2 separate regions of the Mus musculus genome follow, and region 2 is linked to region 1. A link is a loop called in an ENCODE intact Hi-C map of the cell type or tissue named here. Cell type or tissue: left cerebral cortex. All regions are shown on one strand.

Region 1 (2,500 bases):
ACACTTTTTTCTCCGGCAGTTAAGATTCATTGGTTCGGGGGGTGGGGACAAACTTTGTAGTTCGATTAACAGTAAAGACAAGATTCTTGGATTCTGTCTCCATCACTGTAAAACTCAAAGACAGTATCCTTCCAACACGTGGCTACTTTCTATTTCTTTATCCTTTGTTACCTTCACGGTACTTACTATCTGACTACATTGTTAACATATTGATTTGCTGGTCGACTAAGAGGCATCTCCTTTCCTCCTTTGTTTTGCACTCTGCTGTTATATTTGATAGAGAAAGCTGACTTTTTTTTTTTAACATTAAGTGTCTGAGTCTATTAGAGGACTTAACTCCCACCCTCCCCTAGTTTGGAAGCCAAAGATCAATGAAATTTCCCGGGCCACAGAGACGTAAGCACATCTGCAGCAAAAGAAGCTGAAAGGAAGAACCATGTTTAGTAAAAGATAGTTCTTTTTTTCACAAAGCTTCATGAAAATCAGACCTTGGTGCCCTTTACCCAGATCCCAGCCTCGGCAAACAATCCACAAATCAGAGAGCCCTCACTCAGCTCCCAGCGACCTTAGAATAGCAGGAGGAGGACGTCACCGAATGGATAAGCAAGAAAGGTGTACTCCTTACCGCAGTCAGAACTCTGAAGTCATCGCGGCTCATGTACCTAAGCTTGGCTACATTCACCTTCCCCATGCTTGCCCAGTTCCACCACGGACGCTCTCTGGGAAGACGCAAAGTTGCTGGGTAATCTCGCAGGCTTTCGGCGGCGACCTGCCCGCGCACGCGCCCTGTATTTAAGGTGCTTATCGCTAGGTAAGAACACGTGCTCAAGAAGCAGTAGAAAAATGCTATTTTTTTCTCGTTTTTGTAGCTAAAAATCAGGCAGAAGTGATTTTTCAGCCCCTAAATAAATAATTTACGTTTGACTGATTTGGCAAGTTGCAAATGTTTTACATAGTATGCCACGTTACTTTTCAGAGCTGCTAGGACCTGATTGGAATTAAGGCCGGACTTCCGCATGCAACAGTGCTTACGTCACGAGAGGGGCGTGTTTTATTCGTTCCGAGCCACGCCCACTTTTAGTGCAGCAACTGTGCACTGTAAAGTCAGGGAGGGAAATGAGTAAGCGAGACCGGAGGCCAGCAAAACCACTGAAAGGGTGGCCACAGAGCCGCACGCGCTGTCTCTCGGCAGCCCCACCCCTGTCCGGCGGAGGAGGGCCGGGTTAGGAGCTGCCCCGCTGGCCTGGGACGCTGATCCCAGGACGGGTTAGGAGGAGCTTCTGTACGTACTATCCAGTGCTCGCTTCCAAAGAAAGCGCGCACCTCAATGTTTCTTGGGTCCAGGAGCATTTGGGAGGCTTAACAAGACAATGTACCCAAGACAAAGACTTTTATTACCGTACCTTCATCCCGACAGCAGCAGCATAGTAACAAGTGTGACTCATGTGATATTCAGTACCTGTGTTTCTCATTTCACGAATTATCTATATTTCAGTCCTTTAAGCTGCAGATCTTCTCTGGTCAGCTCTTAGGTTAAGCTTGGGCGCTATAAGTGTCCAGTGTTATGATCTGCTTTATACTTGAGAGATTGCCAACGACTGGTGTGTAACTTTTTTTTTTTTTTTTTTGAGGTATGTGCAAACTTTAAGGACTCAGATTAAGATACCTTCGTGTTCCTTCCATACTCCACTCCTTCCAGTTTCCAAGAAACAATGTATTCATTTCCTCCTTTTGGAGAGTGGTGCTGAGTATCTTCCTGGAGTAAGCTCTTTCATAAAGCATAGGGGCAGACAGCAGGCTGTAGTGTCCGTATCGGTCCAGCTAAAGTAGTTGGTAATCTAAAATCATCAAATCGAAACAAAAGATCAATCCTTTTTCATCTCTATGTTCCTGTCTTTGGGGTCTTGTATGCTTGAATACAGGATTCTAGGCATATCTAATTAGGACTTAACTAATTAAGACCGTTGTACACAATGGAATTTTTCTTTCTACATTAACATTAGAACATGTGAAAACAAAAAGTTTGAAGCTTTGATTATCTGTCTTTCTGTCTCCTTTCAGCATTGCTCCACAGAGCCACCACTAATTGAGTGGGTTTGGATCCAAGTTCTGGAATATTGGGGTAATCACAGTCCAGATTTCTCATCTTTTCAATATTGTGGGTTTTTTGTTTGTTTGTTTGTTTTTTTAGTAATCAAGTCATTTATGAGTAAAGGATTTAAATTCAATCTTCCTTTCTCACCATACTTAGTGTGACTTAAGCCAGTGGTTCCCAACCATCCTAGTACAGCGGTCCTTTAATACAGTTTATTTTGTGGTGATTGCCAACAATAGAATTGTTTTTTATTGCTACTTCATAACTGTAATTTGCTACTGTTACAATTCTTAATGTAATGCAAATACTTTTTTGGAGACGGGGTTCCCAAAGGGGTCTGGACCCACAGCTGACTTAGCCTATTCTTCATCCATTCACCATTTATCAAATATAGATACCACTTTT
Region 2 (2,500 bases), 71 kb before region 1:
AGAAGTTACCATGCTGGATTCTAAAAGAGCGAATTATTTACAAGCAGACCGTTGGAAAAGAAGGGCTAGTGATAAGAGTTGCATGTCTTGGGGCTGGAGAAATGACTCAGTAGCTACGTATGTGTCCTTTAACTCCAGCTCCAGAGAGATCTGATGCTCTACCCTCCACAAGAACCTCAATTTATGTACACACGCGCGCGTAGAGACACACAGAGACACACTTAGTAAAAGTAAAGAAATAAGATGAAAAGAGTTGCACATCTCCCAAGTTTCCAGATTAGAGCATCAAACAAATAAGTGGCAGCGAGTCAGGCACCTGAAACTCCAGCATAGTCTTCCCCATGTTTGACTCCAGCATGTAGTGATAGGCTCCCACACTTGTGCTTGGGTCATCCGCATCATCTAACGTGCCCTTGGGAAGGAAAGAAAACAAAGAAACGATCACTGATAATTTCTTCCCTTCTTTAAAGGACCAGGACCTAATCCTATTATTGCCCTAAAGAGGTTGATTTGCAGTTGCTCTTGGAGTCTCACATGACTCCAGTAAAGAGTGTTTCAGAGTCAGCTTGAATGTGGCTTTTGCTTAAAATGGTAGCACTTTGTGTAGCTGCTGATAGGACAATGATTCCAAAGTAGGAATTCCTGTATATTTGCTATATAATTTGATGCTTTTGTGTCTGCTCTGTATGGTTGTCACTGGGAGTTACTGAAACCTTGAAACATTGACCTTACCCTGATTTCAAGGATAATCAGGCAAGACTCTACAATAGAACTTAAGTGCAGTTGTATGGCCCCTTCCTTTCTTCCCGCATGTCTCTTAAAGGAAACTTTTCATAATACGCTACTGTTGGGCGTCTGTTGGTTTATATTTTTTATACTCAGACCACTTAATATTTAAGAATCAAGGTAGGCGACAGGTAGAAATGAAGTTCGTTTTCAGCTTTCTTGTAGGGAACGGCACCAAGCAGCAAACACAAGCTCTCTGAAATGGCATTCAGACCTCCTTCTGAGGTCTCCCTCTACCCCATGGCCTTCGAGTCCCAGGATGGTGGGCGATAGCAAGGTTCTGAGACTGAACAAACAACTGTCAGCGTCAGACAGCAGTAAATGTATAGCTTTGCATGCAATAACATTAACACAGTGCTTCTGAAATATTTATGTTGGCCTTTTAGAAATCCTAGGGGAAATCCATCCAGAGGTCTGCAAGCCATATATATTCTTGCTCTTTAGAAATTTCCATGAAAAATGACAAATTGCATTTACATTGAGAGCCCTTTCCTGTTCCTAAGTAAATTCCACGTGTATATAAATCAGGCATCATTTTCCTAACTTCTCTTCCTCAAAGGCACTTGAAATTTACAGGGTCAGAAAATAAAGGCTTCCTTTTCTCTTCAGACCAGATAGAGTGCAGAACTCTCCACTTTCTCCCAGCCAGCCTACCAGCCCTACTGTCCTGCAGGCCCATCTCTCCTCTAAGTGATAAGAGCACTTCATAAGGGGAAAGAGTCCCTAATAGTCTGATCATCTCCTTTGGCAGGGCAGCAGCTGCCCTGTAAAAACAGAGTCTGTCAATTCAAGGCAACAAAAGGGAGTGGGGGATGTGGTCACACAATGGCCTTTAATTCCAGCCCTCAGGAGGCAGTAGCAGGCAGATTCCTGTGAGGTCCAGGCCAGACTAGTCTACATAGTGAGTTCGAGGACAGCCAGGACTAAGTTGTAAGACCCTGTCTGAGAGAGGAGGGGGTGGAAGGGTGAGGGGTAGGGGTGAGTGGAGAAGAGGAGATAAAGGGAGAATGAGAAAGGTGACAAAGTTTGTTCTTCTATAGTTCAAGCTCCTGCCCTTGAGCACACACAGAAAAACATCTGCTGTAGGTGGGGCTCAGGTTTCCTCTGTGGCTTACAAGTGGAGATAGTGGGCAGGAACTCTCCACCATTTACTGAACACGTAAATATCCAGCCATAGATGGCTGAGAGAGTTCCCTATTTAAATTTCTAAGACCCATTTTGTTATGTCATTTTTTTTTTCTCTCAAAGCATTTAATTGTACCTGTCACAGAAACTTTCAACACTTACCGGAGAAGGTGAACACCTAGGAACCATGATTATTCTAACACATAGAGCTGTCTAAGCAGCCCACAGTATTTTAGTACTATAAATTGCAAACCTGCATGCTAGCTGGGAAATTAGCATTTACAGTAGGGACTTCACATAATTAGCATGATTAGTTCAATTTGGGGAAAATTAGAACTGGTTTGTCATTCGATTATAAATCTTTCTTCCATTGCCTACATTCTTGGACCATTGGAATCAGTGTAATCATGTGACATTCCTCACCCCGAATCTTGATCGTTTTTGATCCTGGCTTGTCAAGAGTATTGGCAAAATGCACAATGAGCAGCTAGCTCCACCTTCATGAGTTTCAACCTAAGGTTTATTTTGCTAAATGTTAGTAAGTCACTGGACAAAATCTAACCTCCACATTGTTGAAATGAGAAATTTG

Evidence for each region. A loop is a pair of places that touch in the nucleus more often than their neighbours do. Peaks named below come from ENCODE experiments on the same cell type or tissue, not always from the same donor. Only the 100,000 strongest peaks of a DNase experiment are listed, where the experiment ranks them.
Region 2: a loop joins it to region 1, with 7 times the contacts of the local background. A loop is called at or near these places in 1 of 42 quality-filtered maps.

What each region holds. Positions count from the first base shown.
Region 1 is chr17:17,372,796-17,375,295 of GRCm38, reverse strand. Riok2 (RIO kinase 2) reads right to left here and starts at 964. Exons shown (of 10, transcript NM_025934.2): 1 at 626-964. The coding sequence starts at 691. It overlaps Gm36768 (predicted gene, 36768), which reads left to right and starts at 1,080. Exons shown (of 4, transcript NR_168690.1): 1 at 1,080-1,282; 2 at 2,062-2,122. In left cerebral cortex, no CTCF peak of the experiment used is centred here; DNase peaks (open chromatin) are centred at 784 and 1,038; H3K4me3 peaks cover 1,603 bases; H3K27ac peaks cover 928 bases.
Region 2 is chr17:17,443,880-17,446,379 of GRCm38, reverse strand. It overlaps Lix1 (limb and CNS expressed 1), which reads right to left. Exons shown (of 6, transcript NM_025681.2): 4 at 317-412. Among named protein-coding and RNA genes, the nearest start is that of Lix1, 42 kb to the right of the region's middle. In left cerebral cortex, no CTCF peak of the experiment used is centred here; no DNase peak of the experiment used is centred here.